3 separate regions of the Mus musculus genome follow, and regions 1 and 3 are each linked to region 2. A link is a loop called in an ENCODE intact Hi-C map of the cell type or tissue named here. Cell type or tissue: heart. All regions are shown on one strand. Region 1 overlaps Ptprm (protein tyrosine phosphatase, receptor type, M). Region 2 overlaps Ptprm (protein tyrosine phosphatase, receptor type, M). Region 3 overlaps Ptprm (protein tyrosine phosphatase, receptor type, M).

The links. A loop is a pair of places that touch in the nucleus more often than their neighbours do. Peaks named below come from ENCODE experiments on the same cell type or tissue, not always from the same donor. Only the 100,000 strongest peaks of a DNase experiment are listed, where the experiment ranks them.
Region 1: a loop joins it to region 2, with 2.2 times the contacts of the local background. A loop is called at or near these places in 3 of 42 quality-filtered maps.
Region 3: a loop joins it to region 2, with 2.1 times the contacts of the local background. A loop is called at or near these places in 5 of 42 quality-filtered maps.

The regions. Positions count from the first base shown.
Region 1 is chr17:67,132,471-67,134,970 of GRCm38, reverse strand. All of the region lies in intron 2 of Ptprm (protein tyrosine phosphatase, receptor type, M), which reads left to right. Among named protein-coding and RNA genes, the nearest start is that of Mir5709, 110 kb to the right of the region's middle. In heart, no CTCF peak of the experiment used is centred here; a DNase peak (open chromatin) is centred at 1,340; H3K27ac peaks cover 1,944 bases.
Region 2 is chr17:67,072,073-67,074,572 of GRCm38, reverse strand. The region is part of intron 4 of Ptprm (protein tyrosine phosphatase, receptor type, M); the gene reads left to right. Among named protein-coding and RNA genes, the nearest start is that of Mir5709, 47 kb to the right of the region's middle. In heart, a CTCF peak has its summit at 1,423; no DNase peak of the experiment used is centred here.
Region 3 is chr17:67,169,543-67,172,042 of GRCm38, reverse strand. All of the region lies in intron 2 of Ptprm (protein tyrosine phosphatase, receptor type, M), which reads left to right. Among named protein-coding and RNA genes, the nearest start is that of Gm52313, 120 kb to the left of the region's middle. In heart, no CTCF peak of the experiment used is centred here; DNase peaks (open chromatin) are centred at 432 and 1,142.

The DNA.
Region 1 (2,500 bases), 60 kb before region 2:
TTTGGCAGGGTCACATTCTGGGCCAGTGTTTAGTACTGTCCTCGGCCCCTCTGACAGCAGTGACTTCGTCCCCTGTCTAAGCTCCCCATGGCTATCCTGAGATAATGAGGAGCAGACTACTGGTGACTTAGACTGTTGGCCTGTGGGTGCTCTGGACTCCCCACGTGTGACTGAGAACTTTTGTCAGCCCCATACATAAAGAGGCTCCTCAGCTCTTAAACTTCCCAGAGTAGCCATGCTGAGAACCTGAAGGGGGAAATCCCCTCCTACTGTAGCTTTTCTTCTCATCTCTTCCTCTCTCCCCTCCTCTCCATGTCTCCTTTCTTTCAGTGTCTCTTTGTATAGCCCAGGATGGCCACAAATTGATGCTCTTCCTGCCTCAGCCTCGCAAGTACTGGGATGGTTGGTGTGTGCTCCCATTCCCAGCTGGCTCTATTGCATCAGGAGCTGTGTCTGGGACTCTGGCCACAGTGGGATGGCCCCTGATCCATAGGACAATGCCAGTCTGCTCTGCAGTTACAGCAGCGCGTGACCCAGGGTTGTGGTGTCTTCATCCTCACTGCCAACAACCCTCACTGGGCAGTGTTCCTGTAGTTGGTGGCGGTTTTGATTGATGTTTGCTAGAGACTATACTCCTGTGGTGTGTGTGTGTGTGTGTGTGTGTGTGTGTGTGTGAGAGAGAGAGAGAGAGAGAGAGAGAGAGAGAGAGAGAGAGAGAGACAGAGACAGATCTTTTAGTCTTAAAAGAAAAAAAAAACTAATTTTGCTGATTTTGTCTCCATTTTTTCAGAGTGTTCTTTTTCTTATTATTTTTCACCTGTCAGTAACTAGTGGTCTATCCCTGTCAGAGAGGGGCATTTTGCTGTTTCTGTCTTGCCATCTAATGACTAAGGTTAAAAGCTTTGCCTGGGCATTTATAATAAAATCAAAACATGCTGTAAAACATGGTAATCACACAGTTAACTCACTTGGCCTGTGGCAAGAGGAAAAAGTCTACACTGTCTCGGGGAGCTTGGCCTCTACTTCCGACCAAGGCTGGGAGGGAGCAAACTGTCTCAGCGGAAGTGTGCTTGGGAGGGAAGCTCTATTAAGGGTGCGCCTGAGCTCTGGCTGAGGCTGGGGGATGAATGGAGACACTGTTGTGTTTCACAGATCTTCTCAGACCTCTGCTCAGCATTGACAAGCTTCTGTGTGTTTTGTAAGATGGGGGAGATACAGGCTTTCTCCCTCCTGGGTGCATCGAGGGCATGGCACAGTGCATGTGGCGTGCCTGTCCCAACTGTTGTGACCAGAGTTTCTGTCCAGACATTGAGGGAGGAAATTGACTAGAAAATAGTGGCCCGGAGCCAGAAGGCTGCACTACAGAGTGTTCTAAATTTAGCGCCCATTCGCCTAGAGAGAATAGAGGAGGCTTGTTCAGGCTGTTTCCTTAACGATGGGTCGACGCATCCAGGGCCCCAGAGCGGAGTCACAGTGGAGCTAAGTGCTGTTTACACCTTCAATAAAAATCTAGTAACACTTGCATGGAAGCTTCGCTGTTTAATGAACAGTATAGCCAATGGCCTAGCATTTATTAGCTTAGGAGTCTAAGCCTTCAAAATCACCTTGAAGAGCATCATTGGGACATTTCTACTCTGAGGGACTGTTGAAGGACTTCCCAAAGCTCACTTCACATACCAGTGTTTTAGAGCAATGAGGTTGATACAGACAGATGTCCACAGGCCGCCATGGGTTTAGGGAACTGGCATTGCCTCTGTGTTCCTCCCCAGTGCTGCAGATCAAGAGTTGGTCTCTGCCTTGGTCGCAGTAGTTATCCCTATGTCCTGAGCGAAGACCTGTAACATACTAGTGGTGAGCAGACAACAGGTAAATAGAATGGAAAGAAATCCCCGAAGCTTAGGTTTTTTCAGGAGTAACACCCAATGGGTAGTAATTATGGGTATCTACTATGTTTTGGACATTATTCTAAAGGATCTGTATATATTCACTCAGTCATATTAATGAATGAATCTTGGGAAGATTAGCTGCTATTTTACCTGTGTGGCTCGGGGGCAGCTCACAGCCCACCTGACGTTCTTCCTTACTGGCTAACATCATCAACCTAGCATTGGCCAGAGAACTCAGGTTCACAAGCAGTCCTGGAATCTCTGTGGGTACCTGGGTAAGACCGTTCATGGTGGAAGGCAGCTGCATACTACTTTACAGAGAGCTTCTCACTCCACATGCTCTGAGTCTTGGCCTAGTGTCTCCATCTTCATCTCCAGGCATGAGGTTTATATTTCTTAAAATTTGTACGTTATGGTGAATTTTTATCTAGTGACATCTGTGGTAGCAAAATGTCTAGCATTACTTTGGGATGTTTAGTGATGACATGCCTTCCCAGGTCTGCTCACCGGGGTACAGTATGCTGAAGTGGGTGTAAATCTTCCCAGGCTGCCACAGTTCTTTCTGATCGTGATGAAGGATGGCTTGCTTTCAGTAGCGCTGAGCCGGAATGCCG
Region 2 (2,500 bases):
TAATCAGTTGTTAGTTTTGCCTCCCACATATTCTAATAGATGACATTCATCTGTATACATTTTTTTGCCTTTCTGTCCCTTGATGTCTATTGGCAGTTGGTTTACAGAACCCAAGTCCATGAACACTCTAAAGAGGCATAGTCTTTGCACCCTCCATTGTAAAAGCAGACAGGACAGGGCGGGCCAATGGTTTGTGCTCAGTCAAACCACCTTTGTTCCAGATCATTTCTGTTCCTAGTTGGCTAAATCTCAATGTGTAAAGCTTGAGGAAACAGAGTGATAATTGTGGTCTTGAATAGTTTCTTTTCTGTTTCCACATGCATTTTTTTTTAAGCTCAAGCCATGGTGTTCCGTCATAGGGACTATCACAACCTGTACTGATTTTTGAACATTTGGGGTCTCCTCCTCTGTTTTTGTCTATTAAACTTATTGTTGTGGTGCATGTGTCTCCATGGGGAAAATAAATATGTATATGCCTAAGAAGCCAAGTTGCTGGAATGTCAGGAGAAACCCGCATTAGATTTATCAGTTGCTTCCAAATTGCTATGAAAAGTGTCTGAACCAGTTTACATTCCACCGATGGCGCCTGGAAGTTTTATTTCCCCTGTATCTTTTCCCAAAATTGATATTGTCAGGCTTTACATTTTTGGCCATCTGAGCCATGGCAGTCTGCTTTATTTTTAGAATGCCTGGCATGCAAAGAAACTGGCAAGTTGCTACATTTCCCGGGTCGCTGCTGATGGGCCCCTGTCCAAATCATGAAAGAATGGATAGATCCACAGTATTAAAAATGCACACACTTGCAGGGAGAGCCCAGCATCTCTTCTGGTGCCTGAATTAGAATAGATCATTAGACAGGCCAGTGAGGCTCCAGCAAGCAACCGTGTGGTCATTATCCCACAAGGGTATCGTGACACAGTTGCCTCATTTCATCTGTGGGGGCCTTTACTCTCTTGGATATCTTTTTCATGTCCTCTGAAGCCTGCCCCATGTGCAGGTTCGCACGGATCCATTGTCTTCTATGTGCTCAAAGCTGCTGTTACATCTGCCTTTTCCTCTCTATCTGCAAGACTCGGGGAGGGGCAGTTCACAAAGAATCTCCCCACTTGTTTTCCCTCCCCTGAAAAAGTAAAGGGAAAGAAAACAAGGCTGTAGCTAGCTGAAACATCTGGGCAAATTCAGGAAACAGAATATAATTATCTGAGTTGGAACTGCGCCGAGTCTGTAGTACCATAGCCTCCAGCTTTGAAAAGTGCCCCGGGATCTGCTACAGTGCATATTCATTGCTCCTAAGTCACTGTGTAAAAGGAGGACAGAAAATAACCCCAAATTTCTGCACATTCACTCAGTGCCGAACACTCTGATGCGCCCTGCCTCCCTGTTTCTTAGAGCAAGCTGCCTGCAGGGCAGATGTTGCTACTGCAGTGGACACAGGTGAGGGACCCTGCAGCCAAGGTTACCAGGGGCATCCCAAGTCTGCATCCTGTGTTCTTTCCTTCTACCTATGGTCTCTGGCTAAGGGATATCTCCTCAGATGTAGACTCTCGCTTTCTACTGGGTTCCAGGCTGATGTTTAAACTCCTGTCATGTGGGGCAGCGTTGTGGCGTTGTGTGTTCCTGTGGAGTCAGCTTCCTGTACCATTAGGGACTTAACTAATAGTTCCTCCTCTGAAGATACACACACTCATACCTAATTGGCTTTGTGAGTTGTCTTAGGGGACACACAATGGAACTGCAGGCTGGTGGCTGAGGTGACGGATGTCGCAGTAGCCCTGTGGAATATAAGCCGTAATTGGCTTTGATGATAGCTCTTCAGTTGTTATTTCTTCCCAGAGTCTGTAAGTTTATGGGGGAAAACATGCAAATAAAAGTACTAAGGACAACGTCCTTTGGTTTGATATTAAAATTGGAAAGCTTTACAGGTAAAGCGATCTCTCATCAAGGTTGCTAAATAATAATCAATTGTTTTTTTTGAAATTTTGATGGTTGTTAAATGTAGATTCTCAAATGAGTGTAAATTCCCCACATGTAAACGAAGTTTTCCACAGGGATAGAGTTGCTGAGTCTTGCTGACTTCACTCTGAGTGCTCCTGCTTGGACTCACATGGGTTTATGAGCCGCCGTTACATAGTTACAGCAGTTTCTCAACGGTAGTTGTTCTCCATAGATGGATGCAGTTGCTCATAAAAATTGATGCTAATGTAGGGATAGAAGGATGCAGGATCAGCCTGGAAGGTAGAAATGATTGTATGAAGTCAAGCAGCTGTCAGCTTGAGGCCCCTTCTAATAGACATAGATAATTCTTGATTTTGGTCTGCACACTAAAAATACATCTTGAATTTGGGTCAGGTATCCCAGCAGGAAAACCTGAGCATGTCATCGTTTCCGTGGATGCCTTCTCTGTTCAAAAACATTGTGAGCAGCGCATCTGCTAGTATCATGCTGGACCTCACTCGGTGTGGCCAGTTCTCACTGTATGGATTAGGCTGTCCTTGAACTC
Region 3 (2,500 bases), 97 kb before region 2:
AATCATTGAATTTGAGTCGATTTCTCCCCCACCCCCTGCACTGTTGGGGATCAAATAGAAGGTTTTGTATCTGCTAAGCAAGCCCATTAGACAGTTCTTGTGAGGAAGAGTGTGTGTGTGTGTGTGTGTGTGTGTGTTAAGACCCTTGTGTGTGTGTTAAGACCCTTGTGTGTGTGTGTGTGTGTGTGTATATATATATATATATATATATATATATATATACATATATATATATATACACACACACACACACACACACACACATATATATATGTGTGTGTGTATATATATATATATATATATATATATATATAATCAAAGCCCTACCTTACTAATAAACGTCCTCTCCCTGTTGATTGTCCTGGCACTTGCATGGGCTTATTTTGTACCTGCTGGCTATGACACGGTCAGCTGTTCAAGCTAGGGATGTCATGTTGACAGATGTCACTTGAGTCAGCAGCCTCTTGAACTCAAGAGTGTCTTCCCTGGCACTCTCTGGGACTGGTCATGGTGAGTCATTGAAACTAAAGCTATTCTCTTCCTCCATGCTGTTCCTAACATGTGACCCTTTGGAAATCTGGTTGAAATTTTCTTCTTTCCCTTATCTAGCCCCACTGAGTTGTTCAGCAAGGACCAGGCTCTGAGGATCATGGTGTTGAATTTCCTTTGGGGATGTTACAGGGTAAAGGTGGGGGATGGGAGAACCACAGATCCTGAGCCTCATAGTTGGCTTTCTGTATTGTCATCTCACAACGGTAAACTTTAGGGCTCAGAGTCATTAACAAGAGTGACACTAAAGCATGTTCCTCATAGGGCCAATTTATGTCTCACAGCTGGCTCACATTGCCTGCAGTGATTTCGTGGACTGGTATTTTTAACTTGTCTATTGAATGGCATGGCTAAGCTATACAAAGCTTATACCAACGCTATACCTTTTCATCACCTAAAAATACTAATATATGAAGCATCTAAAATACTGCCATTTAAGAACTGTTTCTTGGCACCTGTTCACTTTCTGTGTGCCAGGGATCTCAAAATAGCCCGGGGAATGGGCCTCATGGGTCCCAAATCCCCCGTGCCAACTGTTCCCGGGGAGTAAGTCAGGGTGGGGGGCAGCCACGTGCAGCTCAGATCTCTCCGTGGAATTCTGGTCTGGGCGCCAGTAGCACTGACCTCTGGAGACTTTCCATAGTCTGTTCTCCTAAGTGACCCCTGAGCCAGGAAGAGTGGCGCACTGGCTGCTGGGTCTTTTGTCTCCTGATCTAGCAGGAAGCACCATTGCCTTTCTATCTATTTCTATTGTATTTTGGTGGCAGGTCAGAGGACAGCAGTGTCATTTTGTGTGTTGAATGATCTCAGTAAGCTCTGTGCCTCCCTCCTGAGTGCAGTGTTCTACCTTGCGCTGACTTTAAGAGTGGCTTAGGACTGAGCATGGAGGCCCATAACACCAGCACTCGGGAAGCCGAGACGGGAGAAATCCCCCTGCCTCAAAAATGTAGTCTGAATGATTTGTACTATCTTACCCTAGGAAGTAGTGTTTTTTTCCTAAACATCCTGACAATTTCATTTCCTGGGTATATTAATTAAATCTCTTTTGTAGATGACACTTGGAAAATTTTGTAAGATTTTGGGTATGTTCCTGCTCATGAAAGCTTGGTGATTGCTACTTCCTCAGGGACAGAGACATACAGATGGCCCACGGATAACCATGGTTAACAGAAATTTGTCTTCCTATTGTGTTTTTCCTACTCCTGTCCCCACCACTGGTTAACTTATAATGCATATGCTTATTGGTTCATTGTGGTCTTATCTACAATGTTCTGTCATTTTGAATGACATCTGTTTATTCCTTTCCTGACACTTTTTGTTCTAACAGCTTTGGAGACATGAGCTCACGTTGTTGTAAATTTGAATCCAAACTTTGCCTAACACTAAAGAAGACGATCACTGCCACAGAAGTGATTGGCGTTGGATCAGCGATGGAGATAAGAATTAACCAGTGTCATCTCGTAGCCTGCCTGAGCTGCAGAGATGAGCTGGGTTAGTCCTTGTGTGTGGCTGGTGTTTCCTATCTGCCCTTGAGTGATGGGTGGAACCACATCTTAGACTACACACCCTTCTATCTGGGAAACATGAGCCACATATGTGACCTGGATGTTTAAATGCAAGGCCTTTCACTATGTGAGTACTCAGACAAAAAGGCTCAGAAATGTGGTCAGGAAGGCAGAGATGACCCTGCGACCTAGACTGTATCTAAAGTAAACAATACTAGACCCTCTGCTTCTCCAATGGAGCCCATTAGGAGGAAGGGCACTATACAGCCATCCCTGGAGAAAGACAAAGTCTCAAAGTGGCTGCTTCTTCTGATGTGGAATGGATAGAGTTGATAGAGTGGTTGTTTCTTCAGAAGAGTCCAAGCTTGTCTGGATGCTTCCCAGAAGACCAAAAGGTTCAACTCCAGTGAGATGCAAACAGCCTTGGTTTAGTCCATTTTCTGGGA